Linked DNA regions of Mus musculus: region 1 is linked to region 2. Evidence: chromatin loops called from intact Hi-C (ENCODE). Cell type or tissue: heart. All regions are shown on one strand. Links, peaks and the distances in the headings refer to the core of each region. The heading gives the core; the rest is flanking DNA.

The links. A loop is a pair of places that touch in the nucleus more often than their neighbours do. Peaks named below come from ENCODE experiments on the same cell type or tissue, not always from the same donor. Only the 100,000 strongest peaks of a DNase experiment are listed, where the experiment ranks them.
Region 1: a loop joins it to region 2, with 7 times the contacts of the local background. A loop is called at or near these places in 31 of 42 quality-filtered maps.

The regions. Positions count from the first base shown.
Region 1 is chr11:55,037,401-55,053,338 of GRCm38, reverse strand. It overlaps Ccdc69 (coiled-coil domain containing 69), which reads left to right. Exons shown (of 7, transcript NM_177471.4): 4 at 343-444; 5 at 872-991; 6 at 2,090-2,187; 7 at 2,781-3,601. The coding sequence ends at 2,862. Among named protein-coding and RNA genes, the nearest start is that of Anxa6, 12 kb to the right of the region's middle. In heart, for the core only: a CTCF peak has its summit at 6,559 (motif pointing left); no DNase peak of the experiment used is centred there; H3K27ac peaks cover 975 bases.
Region 2 is chr11:55,149,843-55,165,780 of GRCm38, reverse strand. Slc36a2 (solute carrier family 36 (proton/amino acid symporter), member 2) reads left to right here. Exons shown (of 10, transcript NM_153170.3): 8 at 1,382-1,548; 9 at 2,966-3,135; 10 at 6,166-7,313. The coding sequence ends at 6,437. It overlaps Gm31688 (a long non-coding RNA gene), which reads right to left and starts at 15,677. Exons shown (of 3, transcript XR_388653.3): 1 at 15,621-15,677; 2 at 9,587-9,739; 3 at 9,043-9,236. Slc36a3 (solute carrier family 36 (proton/amino acid symporter), member 3) reads left to right here and starts at 14,073. Exons shown (of 11, transcript NM_172258.4): 1 at 14,073-14,209; 2 at 14,341-14,611. The coding sequence starts at 14,460. In heart, for the core only: a CTCF peak has its summit at 6,766 (motif pointing right); DNase peaks (open chromatin) are centred at 6,780 and 10,580; H3K27ac peaks cover 277 bases.

The DNA of each region.
Region 1 (15,938 bases), core at 2,786-10,785, 110 kb after region 2:
CTGACGACTCTAGAACTTGTAGTTATCAATCAGTATTAACCATCACGGGTGTCATTAAAAGTTCTTCAATATGCTCAGAGGTTTGTCTCCTGCTGACTCTAGCTCTTGTAAAATTATCAATCAGTATCAACCATCACAGGTGCCGTTAAAAGCTCTACAGCGAGAAGTAGCCCTGGAGTGTTTCAAGCCTTAGATGCAATGGTTTCAGCCTGCTCTGCTGTGCAGTATATGGCGTAGGCCAGAATCACAATGAAGAACCTTAGCCCTCCTGGTTTTTATTGGTATAGTGAAAATCACCTTGACAGGCTATCTTTGCTATCTCCTTCCTGCTCCCTTCCCCAGAACACCTGTGCAAGTCATGTCTCACCACAGGAGGCCACGCAAGCCAAGATGAACAAGGTGGACGGGTCCATCCTTAGCCGACTCTATAGAAACCACATCCAGGTAGGTACAGAACACTTGCAGACCTTTATCCTTGATGCTATGGAAAGGGCATGGGCAGGCAACCCTAGAGAACAAACCTCAAACCTGACAATTTCCCCTTTACAAGAGCCCAGAAACAAGAGGGTCCTCAATTCACACTGAGAGAGGCAGACAGATGGTGGAGCATACAGCTCTGAGTCCAGAGAGAACTTGGGGCAACTAACCAACCTGACACAGGTAGCATGTCAGCTGCCTACCAAACTACAGCTGTGTACCCACCAGGCACGTGCCTCAAAGAGTGCCCCTAGAAGGGGAGCCAAGAAAATAAATGCATCGTGGCCGTGAAATCACACAAGACTGATGCAGTGAGCTTCTGGGAGGATGGGGAACAGGGAGGACTCATGTCCCTCCGTGCTGATTGATGGGGCCCTTTGGTGTCCTTCTCTAGGATTATGGGAGTCCTGGCCCATTCTGGGAGCAAGAGCTGGAGAGTTTACACCATGTTATTGAGATGAAGAATGAACGAATTCACGAACTTGAGAAGCAGCTGTTCCTCCTGGAGATGCTGGTCAGTGCTGGGCCCACGGCTTGTTGCTGCTGCTGCTTTCTGGGCGTTTCCGGTTCTGGTTTATCCCCCACCCCCATCCCTCCATCCCACTCCTGCCAGCTTGGCTCTGCCCCTCCTGTAGGAGTCAGGCAGTGACTCTTGGATCACCTGACTCCTGTCTTTTCTTGGGCCCTCAGGTTGCTGTAAGTAGGGCAGCCCTGGGCCCCAGCAGCCTGGCTCCTCAGTGGCAGCTGTCCCCCTGCAGGCAGACAGGGAGGCTAGCCTTGGTAAAGGTGGAACTGGAGAGTTAAGGCCCTTTGACAACTCAGAACTGAGGTCTCAGAACCCTGGGGCAGCCTTACCCTTAGAATCCGTCAAACTGTGGATTTGGTTTGTTTGGGTTTTTATTTGGTTGGTTGATTGGTTGTTTGGTTGGTTGGTTGGTTGATTGATTGATTGATTGATTGATTGATTGATTGATTGATTTTGTGTGTGTATGTATGTGTGGGTGGGTGTTTTCCATAGACATAGAGGAAGTCAGATGACAACTTGCAGGAGTAGTTTCTCCTTTCACCGTGCTGGTTGGTAGGATTGTACTGGGGTTGCCCACCTTGGCAGGAAACACTCTTTGCTCCTTTTGCCCCATTTGCCCCCAGCTACCTTTTTTTAAAAACCTTTTTAAAAAATTATTTAAGATTTATTTTTATTTTATGTGTGTTATTTTGCCTTTATGTATGTCTGTGCACTACATGTACACAGAGGCTAAAAAGAGGGTATTGGGACCAATGAACCGGAGTTACAGACAGTTATGAGACACCATGTGGGTGCTGGGAACCAACCTGGGGTCCTCTGTGTAAGCAGCCAGCATTCTTAGCCACTGTGCCCTCTCTCCAGGCCTGACTGAGCCATCTTACCAGTAGTAGGTTGGTTTTTTTTTGTTTTGTTTTGTTTTTTAACATTCTTCAGTTGCAAAAGCCAAGTGGACAGTCCATCTTAACTCTGACCTTGTTTCCAGTTAACTTCTTGCTCCATAAAGCAGTGCCCAGGGGAGAGGTGACGGTGCCCACTGTGCCAAGAGTGAGTGAGCCACTCCATTCCAAGCTCCTTGGTTTGTTACAGAAAGAAAAAAATCTGATCTTAGCACTGAAAAACACCACCCTGCGGCAGGAGGTTGAGGACCTACAATTCCAAGCTGGGAACAGGTTGACCATGTCAAGGTAGCCATTCCCCTTCCTCCTATCCCCAGCCTTCTGCCAAAACTTCCAGCTGGGAGGGACCCGGAAGAGCCTGGGGATTGGAATGTCAAGTGGCCCCAGGACCTGTCTTGGGAACGTGACTCCTCTTTCCTTGGGAGTCAGAAAGCCCAGTTTTTCAACATGAGAAACAGGAAACAGGAAACAATCTACCAAAGCAGGCATGCGTGGAACAAATCGGTCCTGAGGCTTTGTAAGTGAGCGCTGATGTCCTGTGTCATGGGCAGTTGAATATGTGACATATTTTCTGGTGGAATCCTCCTCCAGATCCCCATTTGCTGGTGAGGAAACCAAAACCCCATGCCACCCCAGGTGACCCAGCTAGGCAGGGAGGCTCAGCCCGGAGCCACCCAGAACTCCAACCTATGAGGATTTGGGACATGAACAACAAAGAAAAATCACCCCTCACATACAGACAGGGAACTGGGGTTGCGGGAAACACCTTGGAGAGAGAGAGATGATGATGATGACTCCCCGTAGGGAAGGCTTCCTGGGGCAATGGGTTGGTTCAAGTAATAGTTGCTCCATCAGGCAACCTTGCTCTGTCTGTACCACAGGCAGCTCCGGAAAGACCTACTTCAGGACCTTGAAAAGGAGTCACAGAACGGCCACTGCTGCAGCAGACGGAGGAGCCACTGAACCATCTGAGTCCTTGAGGCTAGCACCTCCTCCATCTTACCTTGCCTTCTGCTACACCTCAAAGGCCTCTGCCCTCCGTGTAAAGGTGCAGGGCCTGGGCCCACCATGGTTTCCAGACTCACTGCCCCCTCCAAAGACTCTGTGGAGAACAAAGCAAGAGCCACTCCATTCTTCTCCCAGGATGGACAAGGTGGGGGGAGAAGGGACGCTTCTACAAAGCTGATGGGGAAGTTTGGACCACCGAGACCACCCCAAGAAGTGCCTTTCCTTAGTCGGCAGCAGGGAACAAGCAGGCAGTTATATTCCTCTCTTTGCTCTGTCCTCATGAGGGCATTTAAGACTTCTCCCGTGGCAGCTGGAGCCATTTGCACCGTCTGACAAAGAGGGGACAACCCCAATCCCAGATCATCAGTTTTGCTGACAATTCACCAACCTATCAAGTTCTTAGTGCCACACCCATAACTCTGACTCAGAGAAAAACTGCAAGAGACACAATCCAAGAAACAGGAACACAGTGTTGTTTTTACTGAGTAGAGAGCATCCTAACCTTGAACTCAAAGTCACTCTGCCTCAGCCTCCGGAGTGCTGGGAACATGGGCATGTCCCACCACATCTAGCCAGATAAAAGGTTGAATTTGCTGTAGAGCTAATAAGCACTGTTAGTATTTTTAAGCATATTTATCTAAGGTCTTAATGTGAAGTTAAATTTTTTTGTTAAAATAAAACTCTATTTTCATGTTCTTATCAGTGAGGGTGTATTTCATTCTCTGTTGTCTTGGTTACTTTCTTGTTGCTGTAGTAAAACACCCTCAGGAATGCAGCATAAGGGAGGAGGGGCTTATTTCAGCTTAGGGGTCTCGAGGGATAGAGTCCATCATGGTGGCAGGAATGGGAGGCCTCATAGTCACATGACACTGGCAATCAGGCTATTAAGCCTCAAGGCCCACTCCCATCCTCCAGCCACCGAAGCGGCCTAGAGGTGCCAAAACTTTCTCAAACAGTGCCAACATTTGGGTATCATACATTTAACACATGTGAATCTGTGGGGAACATGTCCTATTCAAAGTACATTTGTCAGGACACGCTAATCCTCTTCTGCAGTAAGTTCCTAGAAGGTATGTCTTACAGTCTCCTCAGAGTAGGGCAGTAGTTCTCAACATGTGGGTTGAGACCCCTTGGGGGAGGAGAGAGTCACATATCGGTTATCCTGCATATCAGATATTTATGATTCATAACACTAGCAAAATTACAGTTATAAAGTAGCAACAAAATGATTTTATGGTTGGAGGTCACGACCACATGAGGAACTGTATTAAAGGGTCACAGCATTAGGAAGGTCGGAACCACTGGTATAAGGTATTTAGGAAGTTTTACACATTCTGAGCATCCCCTAAAAGAATTCTAATTGAAATACCCTGTGTAGCCATCTTTGAACAGATCATTTTTTTTTAAAGATTTATTTATTTATTATATGTAAGTACACTGTAGCTGTCTTCAGACACACCAGAACAGGGCGTCAGATCTCTTTACAGATGGTTGTGAGCCACCATGTGGTTGCTGGGATTTGAACTCCGGACCTTTGGAAGAGCAGTCGGGTGCTCTTACCCACTGAGCCATCTCACCAGCCCAGATCATTTTTTTTTTATATATATACTGAATTTGTTAGAAGAGTCACCTCTGATGGGCTGCAGAAGGGGTCTTACACACTTAAAAAAGATTGGTTTTTATTTATGTGCATGTGTGTGCGCCTCACTGTGAGGGTGTGCCACGCACGTGCAGGTGCCTACAGAAGCCAGAACTGGGTGTCAGATCCCCTGGAACTGTGCAGTCAAGAATGGTGAGTCACCTGATATGGGTGATGGGAACTGAACTCAGGTCCTTTGGAAGATCAGCGGGTACTCTGTGTGTGTGTGTGTGTGTGTGTGTTGTGTGTGTGTGTGTATGTGCGTGCATGCTGGGTAGATGTATGCCATGCACGTGGAGGCTACCCCTGGAGGCAGTAGGATATGAGCAGAGAAATAGCCTGCCATGGAAAGGAAGTGGCTTTGTGGGAAAGGCCAACCAAAGTCCCTAGTCCTGACTTCTCCAGGACAACAAGGAAAGTCCCTTTCTGGGTCCTCCTGCCATCCCGAGTAGAGCCTTTCAGAGTCCTGCCCAGAAAAGAAACAGGGATATAACCCAGAAAGGAGACACTGGGACAGAGCACTGAGGTCACAGAAGGGTCACAGGGAAGGGCTAAGACGAAAATAAGTGAGTGAAGCTGTGGGAGGTGAGATTTGTGCGGCTGTCACAATTCCTCTGCAGAATTTTTCAAGTTTATTTTAGGTGTATGGGGTTTTTTGCCTGCTGGGCGTTCTTGATGGTTGTGAGCCAATAAAGTGTGAGTGCTGGAATCGAACTTGGGTCCCCTGGAAGAGCAGCTAGTGCACTTAACTGCAAAATCATCTTACCAGCTCCTCTGCAGGATTTGGGGGGGGGGGGGGAGAAAGCATTTAAATTTGTTGTTTTGTTGAGACAAGACCCCATTTACTTCTAGCTGGCCTCAAACTCATTATGTAGCTCAGACTTGTCTTCAACTTCTGATCCTCCGGCCTTGGTCTCCTTTCAGGTACCCATAGAGTCCAGAAGAAGGCATTAGATTTCCTGGAGCTGGAGCTATAGGTGGTTGTAAACTTCCCAACATGGGTCCTGGGAATAGAACCCTTGTGATAGAGCTGGAAACACTCTTAGCCACTGAACAATTTCTCCAATCCACCTGAATTTATTATTATTTTTATTTTATTTTAATTTTTATTTTTTGTGACAGAGTCTCACTATGTAGCCTTGGCTGGCCTAAGACTTACTCCATAGGCCAGGCTGACTTCAAACTCATAGAAATCTGCCTGCTTCCCTGCCTCCTGAGCACTGGGAATTAAAGGCACAACCATCCCTAACGAATATTTTTAAATGAAGGAAAAACAGTATTTGGTAGCAAGTGATCTGAAATCTGCGTTTCAGTGTCCATAAATGACATCTTGGATAACAGCCACAAGTACTATCCGTGGCTGTGTTTGCACTGCAGCAGCAAGAGACTCAGCCTAAGAGAACAACCAATCTAACTTCATTCAGAAAAAGATAGCTGACACTTGACCTTTGACTTCCAAGTTCAAGTCCTTTGAAGTATTTTCACTTAAATGACATAGAACCTTCTCAAAGAGCAAACCCCGAGGGGTGTGAAAAAAACAATTACAGGGAAAGCTTAAATACCTAAGAGTTGTAGTGCTTGCCTTGCATACAAAAAGCCCTGGGTTCAGTCCCCAGCACCACCACATAAGCCCAGTGAGAGAAACAAAACTGTAATCTCAAGCGCCACCGAGGTAGAGGCAGGAGGATCAGAAGTTCAAAGTTATCACTGATTATATAATGAGTGTGAGGCCAGCCTGGGCTACATGAAACTTCATCTCAAACAAATAAATGGGGGGAGGCTATAACATAGTTCATTTTTCTTCTTACAGCTTTACACTTTGCATATTTTAATGCTTTGGGGTTCGGCTTTTTGTTTTTAGACTTGGATTTTTGTTTCTCTGCACCTAAGGAGGGTTTGTCCCTGGAGAATCCCTCCAGGGCTCTGCAGAGGGTGGCGATCAGCCTGGAGAGGAGCCTCAGTCAGCTGAGCTTGGCCCCCACCGCTTGCTCTGCCACCTGCTGGTTGACCATGCCTGACTGAAGCCTAGGTTCCCTACACATCTAAGGAAGATCTTGGCCTCCCAGGCTCTCTGGTTCTTCTGTAGCTGACCACACAGGTTGAAAGAAGCGTTGGAAAGCTGTGGTTTAGTTTCTTGTCTCCGACTCAACAGTCTCAAAGGGGTACTAAGATTTTTCCAGACCACAAAGTCTAGCTGATAGTTTCCAGGAGATAAACTTCATGTGGATAGTGCCCATGTCTCCCAGATACCCAGCATGCAGGATCTGCCCAAGGCCTTAGGGAGTAACCTCTGATGCCCCTGAGTGTATCAGAGGTCCTAGATCTAGCCTGTGAACTGGTGAAGGCTCTCAGAACACCTGCTCCTCTCCATCCCACTATACTTTTCACAGTGCTCAAGAACTTGTGTGATTACTCCAGGACCATTTGCCTCTATTCCTTCTGGGGAGATCATCTGTCCCTCAAAGCTAGACCAGGTCTAGAATACTCATACTTGATTCCCTGAGCCTTACTTAGCAAGGTATCTCACACTTTCTGGCCTTAGTTCATATTGGTAGATGGATGGATGGATGGATGGATGGACAGATGGCTGTATAGATGGACAGATGGCTGTATAGATGGACAGATGGATGGATGGATGGATGGATGGATGGATGGATGGATGGATGAATGGATAGATAATGAGTGAATGGATAAATGGAGAGATAGATGAATCCTGAATACCTGGATTGGGGGATAGATGGGTGAGTGGATAGGTGGATAAGTAGATAAAATGATGGATCAATGGATAGATAGGTAGATAGGTGGATGGATAGAACAATGGTTTAATGGATTGTATGTAGTTGGATGGATGGAATTGGTGAATAGATATAAAGATGTATGGTTGAGTATATTTATGGATGTTTGTGGGCATGGATAGATGGACAGATGGACGGGCAGATGGGTGGGTGGGTGGACGGATGGGTGGGTGGGTAGATGCATGGATGTGTAGATAAGTAGATGGGTAGGTAGATGAACACCTAAGACTGGTTTCAACAGCAAGGATATAGTGTCACTTTCTTTTCTAGTCCAAGGGTTCTCAAAGGGACAGAGAATAGATGAGGACAAAAGAACATGGCACAAGTGGTCCAGACTACATTATAAAACTGAAAACGTCACTCCCTTCCTGGTGTCTAGTCTAGGGTGATTCAAGGGGCAGGGAACATGTGTCTGGAATAGACAGCCTTGGAAATAATCTATCTTGGAATGTCCAAGTTCTGGAAGTCATACATCACTTAGTTTTCATTGGTCATGTATTTGTTGAGTGTACCCTGAATGACATCAGAGATGAAATCACTGTGGGCGTGGTGGCACACACCTTTAACCCCAGCATCCAGGAAGCAAAGACAGATAGATTTCCATGAGTTGGAGGCTAACCTGGTCTATGTAGCAATTCCTAGGTGAGCAAGGGCTACCTTGTATCAAAAAGAGACAAAAGTAACAACAAAGAAGAAACAATGGGTCATGAAGAAAGCAATCATTGATAATAAAAGCTAGTCAGGCAAACTGCATCCAAGCTTAGAAAAACTCTGTGTGTGTGTGTGTGTGTGTGTGTGTGTGTGTGTGTGTGTGTGTGTGTGTCTGTGTCTGTGTCTGTGTCTGTGTGTCTGTGTGTGTCTGTGTGTGTGTCTGTGTGTGTGTGTGTGTGTGTCTGTCTGTCCAAGAACAACTTTTGAGTGTCATCCTCAGGGACTCCATCTATCTCCACTGAGACGAGGTCTCTGGTTAGCCTGAAGCTCAGAGTTAGGCTAGGCTGGCTGGCCATATAGCCATAGGGATCCCTCATCCCCGCCTCCCCTGCACTGGGATTATAGGCACAGGCCACCACATCTGGATTTTATGTGGGTTCTGAGGATCAAGGTGAGGTCCCATGCTTATAAAGCAGGCACTTTAGCCACCAAGCTGCCTCCCACCATAGAAGAACTTCCACCCCCACACAGGATGATTTAGGAAGAGTATGTTATGATGTCATTCATCCCACTCTGCTCCTCCTCCTTTATTGGCATGATCGCCTGAGATCAGACCAGTGACCCAAGAGGGAAATGGAGGCAGGAACTACTGGGGATGATGGAGACTCTAGGCTGCTGTGGGTGTGTCAAGAAACAGACTTCTCAGGAGGCAGACTTCATTGAACAGCTCATTTAGTTGGGGGGAATTTTTTTGTTTTGTTTTGTTTTTCGAGACAGGGTTTCTCTGTGTAGCTCTGGCTGTCCTGGAACTCACTCTATAGGCCAGGTTGGCCTCGAACTCAGAAATCTGTCTGCCTCTGCCTCCCAAATTCTGGGATTAAAAACATGCACCACCACTGCCTGGGTGGGGGAAACATTTAATTGGGTAGAGTATACATCATTGGCCAGATCCAAGGTGCTGGGAATGCCTCATTTGCATAAGGAGGAATTCCAGGTACTGCTGGACATGACCTTATAAGGAGAAGGGAAGTTTAACCTGTGACCTGGCCACCAGCCTATGTGACTGCCTCAAGGGTGGCAAAGGTTGGGGGTTGTAAGGCTATGTGCTCCAGGACATGCAGGCCCAGAACAGGGAGGCAGGACAAGATTTGTCCTGCCCTTCCTGGGACAAGATTTGCAGGGTTTGGACATGCCTCCATCTCACTCTTGCTCCAGACTTGCTCCCGCAGTTGCATGGTTCCTCCTCCCCACACTGTAGTATCTTGGGATCTCAGAGAAGGGATCTGAGAATCATAGGTTCTCCAAGGAGTAAGTGAGACCTTAGAATGTTCAAAATTCCAGCCTTATCTTAGGAAAACAAGATGGACCGTAAGATCGAACCCATCCAGTTCTCTGACAAGTAGATAAGTCACAAAACCCAGTGGAATTCTCACCTCCCAGAAAGAGACCAGACCTCTACTCAGTAAACACAAAGGGCAATCCATCGAGGCATGGTGGGGCCCACCTGCACTTGGGAGGCAGGAGTAGGAACGTCAGGATTCATTGCTTATATTCAGTCTCCTCATTACCGAGAGCTACTTAGTGCTGGGTGGCTGGTGCCACTGTGTTCTCAGAAAAAAAAAGTCAGTTAACAAATGCTCTAGGGTCACTCAGTGTCTTAGTAACTGTTCTGTTGCTGTGAAGAGACACAGTACCCAAGACAGCAATTTTTCCCCCAAGACAGGGTTTCTCTGTATAGCCTTGGACCTCCAACACAAAGATCCACCTGCCTTTGTCTCCTGATTGCTGAGATTAAAGGCATGAACCTCCACTGCCAGGCCAGAGGCAACTCTTTTATTTATATATAATTTGGAGCTTGCTTACAGTTTTAGAGGGTTTTAGAGTTTTAGGGGGTTAGTCCATGACCAGCATAGTGGGTAGTAGCTGAGAGCTCTACATTCTGATTCACAGGCAGCAGGCAGAGGGGGAGGGGAGGGACTGGACCTGGCATGGGCTTTTGAAACTACCCCCAGAGATACACCTTCTCTAACAAGGCCATGCCCCCTAATCCTTCCCAAACAATTCCACTAACTAGGGACCAAGCATTCAAACATATTGAGCCTATGTGGTGGCATTCTCATTCACACTAACACACTTTGCTAGACTGTGGTGGAACCAGAAACCCAGAGTTTTTCTGTTCTTTTTTTACTTCAAAGATTACTACCCCTCGACACCCCCACCCCCTTGTTTTTGAGACAGGGTCTCACACGTACACCATAAGCTCAAACTCACTGAGGTAAGGATGACCTTGAACTCTTGATTCTCTGCCTCCACCTTTCCAGTGGTAGCAACAAGAGCCCAAGCCACCATGTCTGATTTGTGCTGGGGATCAAATCCAAGGGCCTCCCACATGTTAGCCAAGAATACCAACTGACTTACAATACCAACTGAGCTACATTTGGCCCTCAACAGAAGTCTTGGGAACAGTGTTGTAAACTTCAGGTCCAAGCTTTTTGTGTTCTGACACAGGGAAAAGCCAGAGCTTTCAAGGCTGTCAATCAACATTCATTGCCAGCCTCCTACGGGGGTGATAAGGACCCTGACTTCACCCAGCTCCTCTGCCAAGACACTCTCCTGAATTTTTATAGGACTGAACAGCGTGCAGATGTTTCCAGATGTCCTCACTGTTGTCAACTCTCCCACACATCCTCCTGTTATGGGTGATCTTCTGTTTTATATTTTGACTCAGGATCTCCTATAGCCCAGGCTAGCCTTAAACTTTCTTTGCTGGAGGTAGCCTTGAACTCTTGCTCTTTCTGCCTCCACCTCCCAAGTGCTAGGATTACAGGTAGATGCCACCATACCCTGTCTGTTCATGTCAGTGCTGGGGACTGAGCCCAGAGCTTCAGCAAGCTAGCACTCTGCAGACTGAACCGTATCCCCAACCCTGGTGATCTTGGCATTTCTCTCCACTGTCACAACTTTGATCCCACCCATGGATCAGGCATGCACTGCAGCTCTGAAGGGCACTCCTTTTGGAGGACCTTCGCCAGGCTGTCGCTACATACAGTTAAGGAGCAGGAGTCCCGGTGCATCTCTGGAAGGATTGCAATACCAGGAATGCATCCAGAGCCTTGCTATAGCGCCAGTGATGTCACTAAGCAGGGCATGGATGATATCTGGGAGAAGAGACCCAAGGGTGTCTTCAGAAGGTTTGCCAAAGTGATCAAGTGACTTCACCCTGAGTAGGACTGAGGCTGGCACTGCCAAGCCCCTTAACATGGCTCCTGAGGAACTAACACATAAGAACTTGATGATTCCAGAAGAGGAGCAGATAACTGAAGAAGCAGCAAAAGGAAGAACCAGAAAGAAAATCCCTATCTGGGTGGGGTGGCCTGTGCCTTACTACTCTGGGAGGCTGAAGCAAGAGAATCATTGTGAGTACCAAGCCAACCTGAGCTATACAGCAATAACACAATTCTGTCTCAAGAGAAATAACAGAGGAAGGAAATTCACAAAGAAGGGTGCAGCAGATCTGCAGATCCCAACCAGACTCCAAAAGCGTGGGAACCTGATGGTACTCAGAAGGCATGGTGGTACAGTCATCTCAGCATGTGGGTCAGTGGAAGGAGGATAGGAAGTTAAGGTTGGCCTGAGCTACATTGTTGATGCCCTGCCTGAAAACAAACAAACAATCCAAACAAGCAAACAAAAGCTACAGGGCCGGAGAAATGGCTAAGCAGGTAAGGGCATTGGCTGATCTTCCAGAGGACCCAGGTTCCATATTCCCAGGGCCCACAACCCTCTCTAAACTCCAGTTCCAGGGAATCCAATGCCCTCTTCTGGCCTCCATGGGTACTGCATGCACGTAGTGCACAGATATTCATGCAAAACACGCATGTAAGTAAAATAAAAATAAATCTGGAGGTTGGGGGTGGTGGCGCATGCCTTTAACTCCAGCACTCAGGAGGCAGAGGCAGGAGGATCTCTGTGTGTTCCAGACCACTCTGGTATACAAAGCAAGCTCCAGGACAACCATGTCTGTTACATGGAGGAACACTGTCTCACATGAATGAATGAATGAATGAATGAATGAATGAAGTGGGAAAAGTATGGTGACCTAGACCCTGAAGCTTGTGCAAGCAGAGATTTTACTCAGTGAGTTGCCTCCAAAGCCCACCAAGATCAAATGTCAGTGATGGCTCTTCCCTCAAGTTCCTCAGGAATATGCCAGAAGGCATGTCATAGCGGGTGACAGTTCCCCACTGTCCTGAAGAACTTCTAGGGGAGATGGTAGTTTCCTTAGCTGACCTTGAACTTCTGACCCTTCTGCCTCCATTCCCTGGGTGCTAGTATTACAGTGTAAGCTATCATACCTGGCAATATGTATTTTATAAGCAGCATAGCCCAAGAATGTTCATAAAGTCCACAGTAGTGCACTGTAATACTCTGGGCCCATACACTCACTAATGCAGGCCCCTTTATAGAGTGTGCCCTGATTAGATGACATCATCGTCACCATCACCACCACCACCATCATCATCATCATCACCATCATTATTCTGAGATAGGATCTCTCAATGTAGCCCTGACTGACCTGGAACTCACAATGTAGACCAAGCTAGCCTTGAACACACAGAGATCAGACTGGTTCTGCCTCCAACTGCTGAGATTAAAAGCATGTGCCAGCATGCCCAGCTCCAATGTACCATTTGGGTTGTTGGGGAGTTTCGAAGGATGCTTTTTCGTTTTAAGACAGGCTCTCAGCCAGGCAGTGGTGGCACATGCCTTTAATCCCAACACTTGGGAGGCAGAGGCAGGTGGATTTCTGAGTTCAAGGCCAGCCTGGTCTACAGAGTGAGTTCCGGGATAGCCAGGGCTATACAGAGAAACCCTGTCTTGAAAAAAAAAAAACATTAAAAAACAAAACAAAACAACAAAAAACAGGCTCTCAGTGTGTAGTCATGGTTGACCTGAAACTCATGGAGATCTGCCCTTCTCTGGCTCCAGATTAAAAGTACGCACTATCATACCCGGCCCAGTTTTTATTTTTATAGCACTTTTTAAGTATTTAGTTAGTTTTATATGTATGAGTGTTTTCCCTGCATCTGTGCATATCTGTTTCATGATCACGTGTTGTTGGAAGTGGCCAGAAGGAGGAATCATAACCCTTGAGACTGGAGTTACAGACACTGTGAGCCGCTATATGGAAGCTGGAAATTGAACCCGGGACCTCTGGAAGAGCAGCCAGAGCTCTTAACCACTGAGCCATCTCTCCAGCCCCAATTACCATATTTTCATCATACTGTTATAATCTTCATTGTCACCTTCACTGGATTTACAATCTTCTTCTCGCCCCCCTCCCACTCCCCCCTTCCTCCTCCTTCTTTTAAAGATTCTTAACTTTTATTCAGGCCCTGAGAGGGGCCTTGAGGGCGTTCCCAGTCATCATCTTACAGGATTCCTAGGGCCACCTGGAGGTGGGGAGCCTGCAGGAAGGCACCGCATTGCCTGGCCGCCATCCAGCAACTAGCCAGCAGGTGGCAGTAACCGTCCACTTCCCCAGGTAGTGCCCAAAGATTTTCTTCCTATGACCAATTTGAAGAGAGTTGAGAAAATCCCCAATCCTGATGCATTGTTCGGGTCTGAGTCATGCATCTTACCCTCACCCATACAGACCCCGCTGGACGTGCCAGTCCAGAGGAAGGGAGAACGCAGCAAACACGGTTCTGTCTGGCTGCTTGCTTCCTTCCAGGGTTTGTTTCCATCAGCCTGAGAGGCTGCAACACCTGCTTGCTTTAAAAAGTTCCACAGCTGAGGGGGCTTCCTCTTTGTACTTAAATATATATATATATATACACATTATCTCCCTCAAAGCTCCCCCCCCCAATAGCAAATTGTTTTCTCAGGACTGAGGCTGAGAAGCAAAGACAATGAACTCAGCCAAGGAACAGTAAAGTAATTAGCCTCCATTCTTGCTCAGTGCCTCCACTCCTGAATTAAGGCCTCAGCTTTGCAGCCAAAGAAACCAGTTTTTTGTTTTGTTTTTCGAGACAGGGTTTCTCTGTGTAGCCCTGGCTGTTCTAGAACTCACTCTGTATGCCAGGCTGGCCTCAAACTCAGAAATCCACCTGCCTCCTCTGCCTCTGCCTCTGCCTCTGCCTCTGCCTCTGCCTCTGCCTCTGCCTCTGCCTCTGCCTCTGCCTCTGCCTCTCTGCCTCTGCCTCTGCCTCTGCCTCTGCCTCTGCCTCTGCCTCTGCCTCTGCCTCTCTGCCTCTCTGCCTCTCTGCCTCTCTGCCTCTGCCTCTGCCTCTGCCTCTGCCTCTGCCTCTGCCTCTGCCTCTGCCTCTGCCTCTGCCTCTGCCTCTGCCTCTGCCTCTGCCTCTGCCTCTGCCTCTGCCTCTGCCTCTGCCTCTGCCTCTGCCTCTGCCTCTGCCTCTGCCTCCCATGTGCTGGGATTAAGAGGGTGTCTCACTACCATCTGGTTAAGGAATTTTTAATTCTGCCCCAGCCTCTTCAACTGACTTTTGGCAAAAGTGCCTATAATCCAACACTGGGGAGATGGAGGCAGGAGGATCAGGCATCCAAGGTTATTGCCAGCTACATAGAGTTTGAAGCCTCTTCCAGAGGACCTGAGTTTAAATCCTAGCAACCACATGGTGACCCACAACCATCTGTAATGGGATCTGATGCCCGATCTGGTGTGTCTGAAAACAGATACAGTGTACTCAGATACATAAATAAATCTTTTTTTAAAATGCCTTTTAAAAAATCAAATAAGGGGGGTGGGTATGGGGGACCTTTGGGATAGCATTGAAAATGTAAACGAGGAAAATACCTAGTAAAAAAAATCAAATAAAATTTGTCAATTATAATAAAATACAATCAATGCTGCCAAAGTGTGGTGGTGTATACCTATAACCCAGTGTTTGAGAGGTCGATACAAGAAGGTCATAGTTCAGTGACAGCCCAGGCTGAACAGGAAGACCTTGCAAGGCTTGTACACTCCACTCAGTTCCTACAACATCACTCCAGTCGTTACCCCTCCCAGCCTCTCTTCTCCATCAATTGTCTACCCCTCTCTAAATTCTGTATCCCTGGCTGACTTTGAACCAGGATGGCACTGAGCCCCTGGTCCTCCCGCTTGTACTTCCTGAATGCTGGAATTACAGGTGTAGGTGTATACCATCATGCCCAACCTTGATGTTTTGGTTTTTAAAGATTCAACACAGAAGAGCCTATTTGTATGCTGACGAGAACGATCATAGAGACAGTGGGAAATCTGGACAGTCTCTTCAGTTGGTAGAATGCTTGCCTAGTATGCACAAAGACCTAGGTGACATCCCCAGCCCCACATAAACTAAGCATGGTGATGAAGATTCAGACTGGGTTACTCCTGTAATCCCAGGAGTCAGGAGATGGAGGCAGGTCTGGAGTTCAAGGTCTTCCTCAGCTACATTGCAAACTGAAGGCCAGCCTGGGCTACATGAGACCCTGTCAAACAACAAAATATAGCACCTAAATAAATCAGGTGTTGGGCAGGAGTTATAACTAGCTGACTAACACACCCCAGACCCACGGTTCTATCCCCAGAAACACACACACACACGTTGGCAAGGATGTGGAGAGATCTGAAGTCTGAACATTGTGTATTGCTGTGGGAATATCAGATGGTGCAGCCACTGTGGAAATCAGTCCTGTGGTTTCTCAGCAAGCTAAACATGGAGGGATGTTGTTCAAAGGGAAAGTATTACCTACCACACATAAGGGCCTGCCTTCATTGCCCAGTGCTGTGAGGAGATTGGGGGAGGGGGGAGGGAAAGGGAGGAAGAGAGAGAGGGGTAGAAGAAGGAGGGAGAGAAAGACAGAAGGAGGGGGAGGGGGAAAGAGAAAGAGGGAGAGGGAGGGAGAGAGGGCAATTATCATCTAACCATGTCAGTTTCATTTCTACAAAACGAAGTAAGCTA
Region 2 (15,938 bases), core at 2,961-10,960:
CTCATAGAGACAGGAAGAAAAGCATCCTGACACTCAACATTATAACGTTTATCCCGGGTTGGGGGAACAAGGAGGGACTTCACATTGCATAAAAATCAACCCAAGGCCCAGCAAAGGTGCTTGCTTCCAAGCCTGCTGACCTAAATTCAATCCCCTGAGACTCACATGGCAGGAGGAGAAAACCAACCCACACTAGTCTGTCCTTTGACCTCTGCACACACACACACACACACACACACACACACACACACACATATAAATAAATGTAATTTTAAGAATCTTTCTAAAAAATCAACTCAAGTGGATCAGAGACATTAATGGAAGACTCAAAACTCTAAAACTTCTAGAAGGGAATATTGGGGGGGGTGGAATAAGTCAAACACAGTGGGAGTCCAGGAAATGATTCCCTGGATAGAACTCCAAAGACACACAGGACAGAAGTAAACCGACAAATGGGGTTGCATCTAACTAAAGAGCATCTGGACAGCGAAGGAAAAACGTGGGAGAGGTGGCCTTCAGGACAGGAGCCACATGATCACCTGACAGGGCTGACACCAGGGTGTATAAGGAACCCTGCAGACAACAGCAAAGTAATCCAGCTGTCAAATAGGTGAATGACCCCAATGGAGACTTCGAGAAGAACTACAAATGGCCAACAAATACATGAAAAATATGCACCTTCTCATTACCCATTGGGGAAACACAAATCCAAGTCACAGTGAGATGTATCCTCCCTCTGTTCAAATGACTAGTGTGTCCAAAGCACAAAGATGGCTCTGCAGTTAGGAGCGCTGGCTGCTCTTATGGAGAACCAGGGTTATCAAGTTGTAACTCAAGCTCCAGGAGATCTACCGCCCTCTTCTGGCCTCAACAGGCACTGCAATGTGTGTCAGACTCTCCTTAAAACAGATGTATTTATTTTTATGCTCTGTCTTTTGCCTGTGTGTCTGGTGCCTGAAGAGGTCAGAGGAGCGTGCTGAGTCACCTGGAGCTGGAGTTACAGGTAGTTGTGAGCTGCCTGGTGTGGGTGGTGGGAACTGAATCAGAGTCTTCTACAAGAACAACCATCAGGGCTCTTAACTGCTGAGCTACCTCTCCAGCCCCAGAATTTCCTTCTTTTTAAAGGCTGTATAATATTCCATTTCAGGTATGTACCACATTTTGTTTACCCATTTTATGATGTTTGTCTGCCTCCCACCTCTTGATCATGAATGATGGTGACATGAACAAGAACGTACAAATGTCTTTTAAGGTCCCTTCTTTTGATTCATTTGGGCACATTCCAGAGGCAGCAAGGCTTTCTCTTCTTTATGCTCCTGGTTGTTACTGTTATTGTTGTTGCTGTTGTTATCCTCTTCCTTACAGTGGGATGCTCCTGCAGGTCCTGCCTCTGGAAAACAAGATGAAGGATGCCCGCGGCTTCCCAACCATTCTGTCTTTGGGGATGTCCATCATCACCACCCTGTACATTGCTATCGGGGCTCTGGGCTACCTGCGGTTTGGAGATGACATCAAAGCCAGCATCACTCTTAACCTGCCCAACTGCTGGTACCTTCATGGCTCTTGGGTGGTAGGGATTGAGAGATGTATAGAACTGTGTAGCTCTCTTCCTTTCCCTGTTGGAGCAAGGAAACCAGGCATAGAGACATTCCCTCTGGGAGAGATGGAGCCACCATTGGTCCCTTGGACTACAGAGATCCCGTCAAGAGCTGCTTCCAGGCTGAGTCGGGTATCTCAGTGCAAAGGGGGCATAACTAAGAGGAAAGGACAGAAACAAGAATCCTTGGTCACCTAGGGGAGAGCACGGGAGTTCTAGACGAGGACAAAGGGCTTCTATCTGTGGGTTGAACCCTTTGGTTCCCATTCCCAGGCTCTGCTGCTGCTGGGGTCCCCCAAACCAGGGGATCTAGCATTGAAAACATCAAACAGAGCTTTGAGATGGTTCAGTGGGTAAGAGAAGTTGACACACACGTGTGAGTACTTTTAGTCTGATCTCAACACCCCCACAGAAAGCCAGGCATGTGCCTGTAATGCTAACAGTGGGAAGGTAGAGACAGGAGTACCCCTGAGGTTCACTGCCTAGCCGGTCAGTCTGAATTAGTGAGTTCCAGGTTCAGTGAGAGACCTTGTCTCAAAAAAAAAAGTGCAGAGTAACTGAAGGAGACACTGATATCAACCTCTGGCCTCTACATGCATGTGGAATACACATAAACATGCTCACATACAACATACACATATATGCATGCATGCAACACACATGTACATGCACATACACATGCATACACATGTGCACACACGTGCAATGCATATGCACACATGCACATATACATGCATAGCATGCATAGACACTCACATGCATGCACATGCACACATGCATGCAACACACATGCACGCACAGGCATTCACATACACACAAGCATGTACATATACACACACAAGTTCAGCTCCCTTGAAACCTCACCCTTTATCTGGGCCTCAGCTTCAAGCCCACTCACGACCCTGTTTCTTCTTTCATCCCCTCACACAATCCCACTGATAATGTCTTTCCCTCTCCATTATCAGAGATTCCGCAGTCCTCTCAACTAGATGGGACATGTGTTGAGGGCTCCTGATGTACTTAGGATTTAGGGGACACGAACAATTCCTATGAACTCTAGTCACACAGGACTTTAGACCCTCCACTTAGGACCCTGGCCCCTTACCAGCCAAGGGTTTCTGGGAGAAGTACGTAGTCTCCACGTCTGTCCTCAGGCCTGCCCTGAAAAGCACCAGAGCCTGAATCCCTGATGCTTCTCTTCCCTCTACACTGGTGAGATGCCTCTGCACTCAGAGAAGGCACCACACCTTCATTTTCAGATAAGGAAACAAAGACCCAAGGGATTGTCCCAACATCAGAGTCTGCTGCCCCCAGGAGGTCAGGCGTGGAAGTGTTGGGCCATGGAGAACATGGCTGTGTGTCTTGCAGGCTGTACCAATCAGTCAAGCTCCTGTATGTCGTCGGTATCCTGTGTACCTATGCCCTGCAGTTCTACGTCCCTGCGGAAATCATCATCCCCCTTGCTGTCTCTCAGGTGTCAAAACGCTGGGCACTGCCCGTGGACCTGTCTATCCGGCTTGCCCTGGTCTGCCTCACATGTGAGTAGAACAGAGGCCGGGAGTCTCTGGACCATTTCTGGGGAAGAGACAGACAGACAGACAGACAGGCAGGCAGGCAGGCAGACACAGTCAGAGACAGAGACTCTCTCTGTGTGTGTGTGTCTGTCTGTCTGTCTGTCTATCTGTCTGTCTGTGTCTGTGTCTGTATCTGTATCTGGTGTATTCACTCAGAGATGTGCATCCATGTAGAAACCAGAGAACAACTTAGGTGACATTCTTCAGGCACCATCACCTTTTTTCTTTTTAATATGGTCTCTCATTAGCCGAGAACTCAGCAGTTAGGCGAGGCTACCTCCAGAGATCAGCCTCCTGACTCTGCCTCCCCAATGCTGGGGTTACAAGTGTACCCCACCATGCCTCATTCTTTTTTAAGTTCTAGAAATCAAACTCAGGTCCTTGTGCTTGCCAGGACACTTGGCTAACTGAGCCAATCTCCCAACCTCTATTTAGACCATTCTTGCACGTTCCCTGATTAGAAAGGTATGCAGATGCCCAGTCTAAGGACAGATTCACTGATACCCAGTGTAATAAATAACAATCACATGATAGAGAAACTGTGGGGCACTGCGGTAAACTCGTCCTAGGCTGTATTTCTTGGCATTTTATTCAGCCCTTGTGAGAATGCTAAGGAAGCAGGACACTGCCAAATAATTGACCAGTGAGCACTGGAGCTGAGGGTGTCGCTCAGTTGGTAGAGCATTTTTCTGGCATGCATGAAGCCTTTGCTTCAATCTCCAGTACCTCAGAGGTAGAGAACGGTGATGCACACTTGTGATCCCAGCACTCAGGAGGTACAGGCGGGAGGACTAGAAGTTCAAGGTCACTCTCTTGGTTGCATAGCAACTTTGAAGCCAGCCTGAGCTACGTGGGGCACTATCTCAATAGCAGCAGCAGTAGTAACCAAGGGCCAATGAGATGGCTCAGTTAGGAAGGACACTTGCTGCCAAGGCTTACAACCTGAGTTTAGTCCCAGAACTCACATGGCAGGTTTCCCTCAGACTTCTACATATGTGCTGAGACACATACTCCGCACGCACACATATGCTCAATAAGTAAATGTAATTAAACTTTAAAAAAAATAATGATAATGAAAAAACATAACCAGAATTCGAACCCAAGCCACCAAATTCCAGAGCCAGCACCTTTCACGTCCAAGGCTGACATTGAAGGAGGGGAGCCAGCGAAAAAGCTCAAACAACAGGTGCTGTCTGTCCCTCATGATTTTGTATACATTTAGGCCAACATTATAAACAAGGCTCCCCTTCCCCGAAACCCCCACCAATGTTATGTAGGCAACTCTAATTAAATCCTGCCGGTTATTTAGACATGAAGGACAGGGGTGGGGGTGAGAGAAGGCAGTGGAAGGGACACAATCAACATATAGTATATACCCACAGGACATTGTCAAAGGTTGGAAAATGAAAATACAGGCAGAAAGCATTTGATGTGGAGAGCGTTCAGAACATGCATATATGCGTGAAATAATAATAGCAAAAGATCATTCAAAGCTATTGATATCTAAACAGTGGTTAAGCAAAAAACATGATCCAAACCGGTTTTGCTGACTAAATAGGGCATTCTGGAAACACAGCCTCTCTAATCCCCATCAGCAAGGTCAGCTACAAGGAAGCCAGCCGTTGTCGTTGGAATTAAGGGACCATCTGAAACTCCCACTCCCTTTGGGCTTGGGGGTTGGTGGGTTTTGCTGAGACCCCATATGGGGCAAATCTGGTTCCTTCATTCCCTGGTTATAGAGAGCTACCCCTTTGGATCTCCTAGCTGTAGCTCACAAATGAACACTGGGTTGTCTTAGTCTCTCCATCTCCAGAACCCCAAGTACTGAACCTAAGGGGTTAGAGAACCCCGCCAACAACACAATAGGAACACAAACTGTTGTGAGGAACCCTCCAAAGATGACCACCATTTATAGCCAGGTGAAAGTCTTTATTCCAGCAGGCTGGGACTATACTCAGGTATTTGGGGACTCAAGTGTAGCCTCAAACATTTAGAGCAAGTGGCTTATAGGCAAAATCTACATCCTGGTGTCTTACACAGCAGCTGAAGCGGGACAAGGAGGTTGAGGCTGGGGTTTGCACAAACAGGCAATTTAACAGAAACTAAGATAAATAAACCGAGACATCCTGGCCTCAGGTTCCCAGAATAGAATTGAGTGACTTTTCGTGGAATTCTCCATCAAAGAGATCAAAGTCTAGTTAAACCCAAAATGGCCTCCGCAAAAATAGAAGATGAAGGAACCTCTGCATTGCCTTGCCCTGTCAGGGCAGAGCTGAACAACAGGAATGGGCAACACCAACCACGAGTGAGCCCTCCTGGAGAGGACTGGCGCCCTGGGAACACTTCGCTTTCTCTTTTCTTTCTTTTTTATTTATTTTTTTACATTTGTTTGTTTGTTATTCATATGTACATGTTGACACATGTGTATAGGTCAGAAGACAACTTGCAGGAGTCAGCCCTCTTCTTTTACTATGCCCTGCCTTCTCTCTGTCTCTGTCTCTGTCTCTCTCTTTTCCTCCCTCCTCCCCTCTTTCTTTCTTTCTTTCTTTCTTTCTTTCTTTCTTTCTTTCTTTCTTCCTTCCTTCCTTTCCTTCCTTCTTTCTTTCCTTCCTTCCTTTTTTCTTTCTTTCTTCCTTTCTTTCTCTACGTTTATTTATTTCCTTTTTATACAGTCTCACATATCGCAGGTTAGCCTCAAACTAGACTATGCAGCCAAAAAAATCCTTGAGCTCTGGATGCTCCAGGCTGCACCTCCAAGTCGCTGGGGTTATAGGTGTATGTTGCTGTGCCCAGTTTTCATGGTGCCGGGGATAGAATCAGGGCTTCACACATTCTGGGCAGGCATTCTACCAACTGAGCTACATCCGCAGCCCTCAATTTTTATGTGCAAAGCTGAATTTCTGAGGGAGGTTTGGTTTCTCTTAAAGACGACTTCAATAACAGCCTTTAAAGTAAACCTAGGACTCTCCATCTGTCTCCCTTCATCTCCCACAGGCATGCTGGCCATCCTCATCCCACGCCTGGACCTGGTCCTCTCCCTGGTGGGCTCTGTGAGCAGCAGCGCCCTGGCCCTCATCATCCCGCCCCTGCTGGAGGTGGTCACCTACTATGGAGAGGGCATTAGCCCCCTGACCGTCACCAAGGATGCCCTCATCAGCATCCTGGGCTTCATGGGCTTTGTGGTGGGGACCTACCAGGCCCTGGATGAGCTGATCAAGTCCGGGAACTCTCCCGCCCTGTCCAACTCCACCATGTTTATTCAGTGACAGAGCCTCTCCTCGCCCACGGTGACTTATGTTGTCTATGAATTTTTTCACTTTGCCTTTTCTCTGGTCCAAGACAGGAAAAAACAAAACAAAACAAAAAACAGGTGTAGCATATCCCCAGTACCGTGTGTGTGTGCGCGCGCGCGCAAAGGAGATGGGGGCCATCTACACCGCATACAAGGTGTAGATAGATGGTCATTAAAAACAAAAGAAATGTTGGTCGTTCTCTAGTTTTCCACACTGTGGAGACCTCACCTGTGGAAACCGCCATCTTGTTTTTGTCATTTATCTGCTAATTTCCTGCCTTGAGTGGAGCTATGCAAAAAGCAACCACTAGGCGGCAGCAATAGCCAGCTTTTGGCAGAAGGTAGTCTCTGCCCGCTGAGGCTTTGGTTATTTCCTTTTCCTGACCATGATGGGGAACACTGTGCTCAAGGCAGCATCAAGATGGAGGGGGCCAGGGCCAGTCACAATGCTCAGATAAAATGTCACCATCTATGTTACAGATAAGTGTGTTGAACTTTCTAAACCACTAAGTCTTAGCCCAACTCAGAAATCCAGCAGTGAACAAGAAAAACATAGGGTCATGCCTATGGGCCAGGGGCAGCAGACAGAGACATCATTGGAGTCGTTTTTTTACTTCTGAATTCTTGCAATGAACATCTTCTGTTACCTGTCGGGCACCAAGCATAATACAGGGCTCTTATATAATAGTTTGGGTAAAGGTGTTATAAAAACAAGAGCTTATATAACATTGTAGCTTTGTGTACCCAACAGTAGAGTCTACGGGTCATCTCCTGAGTCTTGACCTTGTAACTTGCCATGGTCAACAGTAAAAGTGTTACAAATGGAAATTCGATGATGGCTTCCACCCTGAGACTGCCTTCTCTTTCTGCTTTGTGGAGCTGATTTTTCTTTAAAGTGTGTGTGTGTGCATGTGTGTGCACCAGAGAGAATGTTAAGTCCCCTGGAGCTGGAGTTACAGGCAGTTGTAAAACACTTAGTTCCTCAGCAAGCACTCTTAACCACTGGGGAATCTCTCCAGCCCTGCTTTCCACATCATGGATCTGAGAACACCAAGTGAAATGGAGTGTGTGACATCGTGCCCAGTCTCCTGGAGGATAGGGGACCATATGGAATAGAAACGACTCATCATGATCGAATGCCACACCAAGATCAACCAGCCTGTTTCTAGACACACGTGTGAAGCCATATGGACAACGTCCGCAGTAAAGTTGACCAGATCATAAGAACTGTGTACATGAGAGTCATGGCTGTAGCTCAATGACAGGGCATGTGCTTGGTTACCTGAGACTCTGGGTCTCATCTCCAGCACTGTGTACTGTGTGTGTGTGTGTGTGTGTGTGTGTGTGTGTGCCAAGAAGATGGGACCAAGATGACCAATGTGAGCTAGTGCCCATGAGCCACAGAGGGAGGAACAGAATACACATGTAGTTTCCGTCCCTTTGGTGTGCGGTTTCATAGGTTCTGGTGACTCTCTCTCAGGCACTTGCTGTTACCTATCTCATTGCTGTGAGAGAGGCGACTTGAAGCAGGAAAGCTGTGCCTTGGCTCACAGTTTGAGGCTCCAGTCCATGCTGATGGAGAATGGCACCCAGGCAGCCTGTCACATGACAGACACAGTCAAGAAACAGAATCGCCAACACTCTCAGTTCTCTCTCTTTTCATTTAGCCCAGGACCCCAGCACACTGGAATGGTGCCGCCCACATCATTACCCTAGTCTGGTCACAGGCTTGCCCACACGCTTGCCTCCTGGGCGGCTCTAGATTCTGTTTAGTTGACGGTTAATTGTGCCACTGGGAAAGAGGTCAGCTTAGCAAATGACACCTGCCTGATTGAACCGGCTCCTGTGTGTCCCCACCCTTCCATATTTGTGTGACGTTCAGAATATGTAGAGGGGACATTTGGGATCATCCCAATTCCCGAGGCCTGGTCTGCTTCTTCTGTGTCTTACTTTCCACACATTGAACCTCTGTGAGGTATTTCCACATTCCCACTCAGACGGGGGCAGGGTTGGCTGTCCACATGGAAACCCCAAACCCTTCAGAGTCCCTGCTGGGAGATGAGACTCCAAGCCTGGGCAGTGCTCAGCAGTCTGCCTTTCCAGGGATGGGCCATCTATCATCCCCATCCTTGACTCTGTGACAGACCTAACGGAGCCCCAGAAGAGTGGTCTTCCTCCCCCTGCTCGCACTTGGTCTCCACAGACAAGCCCCTATTGTATAAGATAATTGAGTTAATCTTTTTTTTAAAGATTTGTTTTTATTTGTGGTGTGTGCGCGCCGTGTGTGTTATATGCACGGATCCCTCAAAGGCCACAGAGAGTCTCCTGGAGCTGGAGTTACGGGTGGCTGTGTATGAACTCAGGGCCTCTGTAAGAGCACCAAGCAATCTTAGTCATGGAGCCATCTCTCTAGCCCCTAATCTTATTGCTGAGATCTTCTGAGTACAGAAAATGAGAATCACTGACGTAAGGGGCAGGTGCAAGCTAGGGCTCATTAGCAATTATCTGCATCATCTAAAACTGCCGGTTAGCATAGCTGAGTGATAAGATGTTATTATTGTCTATTTATTGAGACATATACTAGAATGTATACATACCTTTCCCCTGTCTCCATTAAAGAATTCTTCCTCCTCCTCCTCCTCTTCCTCTTCCCCTTCCTCCTCTGAGGCCTAGCTGCCTTGTATAGCTGAGGCTATCCTTGGGTGCCTCCTGCCTCCCAGGCCTGGGATGGCTACCACACCCAGATCATCTCTCTTTGACTTCTTTGGGCTTTCTGTTGAATCAGAGAGTATAGAAAATCACCTTGAAGACACACCCACAGGTGAGCTGTGCTTCCAGAGAGGGTTCTCTGAGAAACAAAGACTTAGATATGGGCAGGATCATCTCATGGGCTGGGTTGTGAACTGAATACAAAGGAAGAGACAAGCTAAGTGTGGCCATTCCTCTCCCTCTCCCTCTCCCTCTCCCCCTCCCTCTCCCCCTCCCCCTCCCCCTCCCTCCCTCCCTCCCTCCCTCTGCTTCCTGACTGTGGGTGAGTCACATTCTGGCACCATGCTGTCCCCACCATGATGGTTTGTGCCCTCGAACTGGGAACCAACTTAAACCCTTCCTTTCTTGAGTTACCTTTATGACTGTAGTGAGAATGGTTCCTGAGGTCCATATATATTGCCATTTTCAGACATATTAGTCTGCTGAACACCAACATAGGGACAAGAGGGTGCAGAACCCAGGCATTTAGCATCACAGCTTCCTGCTGCTCTGCAAGGCCTGAAAGGTCTTTGAGCAAATAAAAGAGGAGGGTCAATGGGCAAGGTAGGAAAAAGGAGTTTCATAAAATTATATTGTTTCATATGTATTTGTTGTGTTTGTGTGTCTATGTACATATACAACTGTGTAATGGTGTCTGTGTTTCTCTGTGTGTGTGTGTGAGAGAGAGAGAGAGACAAAGAGACAGAGACAGAGAGACAGAGACAGAGAGAGATACAGACAGAGACAGAGACAGAAAGACTCCTTCTCTGTGAGTACCAGGGATTGAACCCAGGTCACAGGCTTGATGGCATTTTTTTTTTCCCCACAGACCCATCCATTTCACTAGCTCTAAAAAAAATATTTTTTTCTCTTTTGGAGAAAGAGTCTTGCTTTATAGCACTGGCTAACCTGAAACTTCCTGTGCAGATCAAGCTGGCCTCAAACTCACAAAGATCTGGTTGCCTCTGTCCCCCATTGCCACATCCATCCATCCTAAAAGAAGGTTCTGGACAAGTCCTGGAGACTGCACGGCCTTGCAAATGCACACTGAAAAGTGCTTAGTTACAGTGACCCAAGGTGATGAGGGTAAATGTTCTCCCCTAGACATTATCACCACCATCTTTTCCAAAAGCAGAATTGCCACATGGTATTGGTGGCTGTCTGCGGGGGACACCTGCTGGCTCTCAGAAATCCTGAGAAGAGTGTTGACTCTGGTGTGTGATTGCTACCACCTTCTTCCCCATCTGAGTTTTGCATTTCTGTAACCTGAGCACAGCATTTGAGACCTGTGACCCTGTGTTCATTGTGTCCTCCCACACCCTGCTCAAGCGTGGACTCCTTCCTTCACAGGGGACCACAGGAAAGAGGAACCCTTATTCACCACTGGTGGGAATGTCAACTGCGGCTACCACAGCAGAAGTGGGCGTGTTTTGGTTCCTCAAAACAGAAGCGACAGAACTACCATACGACACTGCCAGACTATTCTTTTTTTTTTTTCAGTATTTTTTTTGTATTAATTCCTTGAGAACTTCACACATGCATTCAATGTATTTTGATCATATTCTCCTCTCCCCTCAAGACTTAGTTAGGGTCTTATTGCTGCAAGAAACCACGGCCAAAAAGCAAGCTGGAGAGGAAAGGGTTTATTTGACTTACAGTTTCACATCATAGTGGTTCGTTAGAGGAAGCCCGAACAGGAACTCAAACAGGATAAGAACATGGAGGCAGGAGCTGATGCAGAGGCCATGGAGGGGTGCTGCTTACTGGCTTGCTACACATGGCTTGCTCAGCCTGCTTTCTTAAAGAATCCAGGACCACCACCAGCCCAGGGATAGCACTACCCAAAATGGGCTGGGCCCTCCCCATCAATTACTAAAAAGCTTTATAAGCTTGCCTACAACCCAATCTGATGGAGACATTTTCTTAACTAAGGGGAACTAAGGTTCCCCTTCTCAGATGACTATAGCTTGTGTCAAGTTAACATTAAAGTATCCACCCTCACACTCCACTTCCTCCCAGTCTCCCTCTCCCTCTCCCTCTCCCTCTTTCCCTCTCCCCCCTTTCTCCCCCTCTCTCTGTCTCTGTGTGTGTCTCTCTCTCTGTCTCTCTCACTATCTTTCTCTCTTCTTCTCCTCCTCCTCCTCCTTCTTCACTACCCACTGAGTCTAATTTGAGCCAACCATACACTCCTGGGTCCGGGTCTGTTCGTTCTGTTAAGGTCACAGCCTTAAAACTGGCTTCTCCTCCCTCAGAAGCCATCAACTGCCAGGGCTACTCAGCTAGGGGTGAGGGTGTGTGTGTGTGTGAGAGAGAGAGAGAGAGAGAGAGAGAGAGAGAGAGAGAGAGAGAGAGACTTCCTTTGTCACTGAGGAGTAAAAGGCTCACAGTTGCCTTTTGTGGCAGAATTAAAGGTTCCATGGGACAAGTGGCTCCTCAAGGTTGTGATAGCACCGGGCAGTGGTGGCACATGCCTTTAATCCCAGCACTTGGGAGGCAGAGGCAGGCGGATTTCTGAGTTCGAGGCCAGCCTGGTCTACAAAGTGAGTTCCAGGACAGCCAGGGCTACACAGAGAAACCCTGTCTCGAAAAACCAAAACCAAACAAACATAAGAATAACAATAATAATATAGCATCCAGAGGGGATGAGGACAGGACTCAGTGGTAAAGTGTCTACTGTGTAATCATGAAGGCTTGAGTTCAGATCCCAGCACCCACATTAATATCCAGGCAGGGTGGCATGCCTATGATCTAGCACTGGGAGGTAGAGACAGGAGGATGCCTGGTCAGGAGCTCATTGGTCAGCCAGCAGAGCTGAACTGATGAACTCTGGGTTGAATTAGAGACAAGAGACCTAGTCTCTAAAAGTAAGATGCAGAGCAACCAAGGAAAATAACCAAGGCTGACCTCTCTTTCTCTCTCTCTCTTTCTCTCTCTCTCTCTCTCTCTCTCTCTCTCTCTCTCTCTCTCTCTCTCTCTCTCTCTCTCTCTGCACCCACGAGTGCGCACACACACTTGTAAAATGTAAGTTTTATTTTCCTGAAGTATTTGTTGTGTCTGAGACTTACTGTCTCCATCTGCTAACCTAGGCTACTCCTGGAAGCTTCTAGCCTCCATATAATCTAGGCCTGGAATGTTTTCAGCCACTGAGGCTTACTGCTGAATAAACTCATCTTTCTTGTTCTTTCTGATCTCTGCCTGGCTGGTTCAACTCAACTGTTCTGACTCAAACTCCTCTACAAGCTCCACGCTAATTGACGTATTCTGGCTTCTCCTAGTTTCTCCTGAATTGTTCTGCCTGGCCTCAATCTAACTCTACCAAACTGTTCTAATCTTCTCTTTCTCATTCTTTGGCTCATTCTGTCTTCACCTGTGTCTACTTTGTTATCTCTCTGTCTCACTATATCTATCTGTCTCATTATAACTGTCCCGGTAAAACTGCCCCCTTCCCTCCCTCTCTTCTCTTTTTCTACCCTGGTCCTTAAATATTTCCCCTTTCCTCTCTGTTCTCATGAAAGTTGGGCGTATCCTATTCTGTTAAATCTTTCTCTGACTCTTCACTTTGTCTGCCACTCAACTAGACATCACTTTCAAACATGGGTGCTTCCTTCTACAAACTAACTTTACCTTCACTGTTTGGGATTAAATGTGTGTACTAAGGGCATGTCTGTATTCCAGCCAGAGGGATTAAAGGTATTTGCTGAGGACTGAGCCACACAACAACTAGAAAGAGTTTTGGTTTTCAGGGTTCACAGTGTGATCAAATACCCTGCAACACACACATACACACACACATACACACACACACACACACACACACACACACACACACACTAGATAAATAAATCAAATAAATGTTGACAAGATGGCTCACAAGGTAAAGGCACTTGCTGTCAAGACTTAACAATCTGAGTTTGAACTGTGGGGTCCACATGCTGAAGGAAGAGAACTGACTCTCACAAGTTGTCCTCTGACCTCAAGCATAGAGCACGGCATGTCCCCCAAATAATAAGTACATCTTTTAACAAACAGAAAAAAATAATTGAATTTAAAAAAAAAATGTTCAGAATTCCCCCAGGCTCCCTCCGTCCTGCTTTAAACTGCTGCTCGCTGTCCCCTGGGCAGGAGCTTTCTGAGTGTCATTGGTTACCTTTTCCTTGTCTAAACAAAAAGCAACTGACAGTAGTCTATGGTGGAAAACCATTATTTTGGCTTATGGTTCCAGAGGAATTTCAGTCTATCCTGGTGGGAATTGTGGCTGTTGAGACAGGGTCTACTATGTGGACCTGGCTAGCCTGGACCTCACAGTGTAGACTAGACTGGTCTCAAACTCACAGAGATCTGCCTGTCTCTGCCTATGGAGAGTTGGGGTGAAAGACGTGGGCTATTATGCCTCAGCCAACTTTTTAATGTTTGTTTATTTGGTTGGTTGCTTGCTTGGTTGCTTGGTTAGTTTAGACAAGAGCTCCCCCTGGCCTGAAGCTTCCCATGCAGACCGGGCTGGCAAGTGAGCCCTAAGACTCCTCTAGTCTTCACTTCCTAGCCCTGGGATCACAAGCCTGCACCACCAACCCAGCTTTTTTACATAGGTCCTGGGGACTGAACTCAGGTTCTCATGCTTGTCTGGCAAGTGCTTTACCAATGAAATCCTCTCTCCAGCCCACAAATGGCTTTTTAAAGGTATATTTCCACTCCCTTCATAACTAAGTGGTGGTCCACACAGTCTTCCTGCGCAGAGGATCTGAGAGGTTGGCATTTGAGCTGGCACAAGCCATTGTTTACCTCCAGCTAGAGATGCTGGTCTGGGTGACATCTGCATCCTGGGTAGCCTCCATTGTGAGGTAGCTGTGGCTTGTTCCTTGCCAGAGGCAACAAACCCTGAGCCTGAGCCCACAGCTAGGCACCAGAACTTCCGGTCTAATGATACCTTCCTCCTCCTTGGTCAGTGTTCCCCGTGGACCACAGCATCAAGGACTGATCTGGGAGAGGCTGAAAGTCTGTGTGAGTCCTGACAGATGTTAAGGTAGTCCTGGAGGGATCTGTGACACTTTCCTGGGTGCCCAAGAGCCTGGTGAGGCACCTATAACCCCAGCATCTCCAGCCACCACTGTCCTCTGATTCACATACTCTAGGGCCAGGCATACCCAGGAGTCAGGAGCCAGAACCTGAGACCTGCTGTATGGCTTCTCCTGATGAAAGCCCACTGAGAGCCTGCGGCAGCTGAGTGCTATACCTCTGCTGCCTGTCCATCATGGGGAATGTGCCGCTGCTTAGAGAAGTTGGCAAGTGTCAGCGGAATATGTTCGGTCGGTCTACAGCCTCCTCAAAAGGCAGCAGCAACAGCAGAAGCAGCAGCAGTACCTCCCCAAAGAAGGGCCCTCGCAGGGAAGCTGATGCGCTAATGTGAGTGGTCCCATCGCCATTCCAGGGTAAATGTATCTGAAGCCCAGCTCCTAAGGCCCTCCTCACGTTCCCTGTTGACACAGCAAAGCTCTGGAACCTAAGAGCGTTGACTGTAGCTCTGAGGAGTTGTCTAGGGAGAAAACTATGTTTTCCAGTTCATGCAAAGAACCCAGCTAGAGCAGGTGTCCCCAGCCTGAGCTACTGAACACAAAGAGCACACCCCTGACACCAGGAGGATGGATGCTCCTCTGTCTGCCCTGTCTCTATCCCAGTCCATCTCCCCATACAGACATAGATCTTCCTGTAAACAAAGGATCACCTGATTACTCTGTGTTCCATTTTCACTGCCCCAAACTCAGACTTATAGATTTTTCCCTAGTCAAAGCTTCATTCTGGAATCCAGACTGGTCTCAAATTTGCAATTCTCCTGCTTCAGCTTTCTGAATGCGAGGATTATGGGAATGCCTCAACCCTGACAAACAATGGTGGTATCTTATATCCAATCCTAACAATGCCATTTACGTAAAACTTACAGCTACTTATTTGGTGTGTCTTTGAAAGTACATGACATGAACTCGAGATATAGCTCAGGGATACAGACCTTGCCCAGGATGCACAAGGACCCGGGGTTCCAGAGAGGGAGGGGCGGTGTGGGGAAGACAGAGAGAAATGGAGAACTGAACAGTACACACACACACACACACACACATGCCAAACAGCAACTTCTGAACCTCTTATAAGTGTTACTGTCTAGTTTCAAGCATAGCTCATATATATAATATGGAGGGACTCCAAAGCCACTAAGAAATACAGAGTATCCATCATTCATGAGGGAACTTATTCAGGACCCTGCAAGTGCTCCAGGCACTTTTGTAAAAACCCTGGGCACTTAGACACAAATAGGAATGGCCACCCAATGGCCACAAATGTGCTTATTTGTCATGGATAGGTCACGGGCACTTCCTTTACAGCAATGTATTGTTTTTTAAAGAAAAATTAGAAAGCTTACTTTTCTAAATGTCTCAGTATATCCTCCAGCCTATGTGTGCTAAGGTCCTGTGACCTAAGGCAACATGCTGTTACCCAAGATGCAATGGTTTCCCATAATGCCTCATTGTTTCCAGAAGGTCAGGTACAAGTGAGGCCAGTGCTATCTGTGAGCACTCTATCTGTCGGATTTACTGTGTGGCTTGTGAAACCTTTTGTCTTCTTCCAGGGAAGCCCTATGGCAGCAGAGGGGGTCTCCACCTGATGCTTGGCATTCTTCAGAGGCCTCCTCTAGGAACCCCATCTTTCCAGCTGGAAGGGGTGCCACTACCCGTTTAAT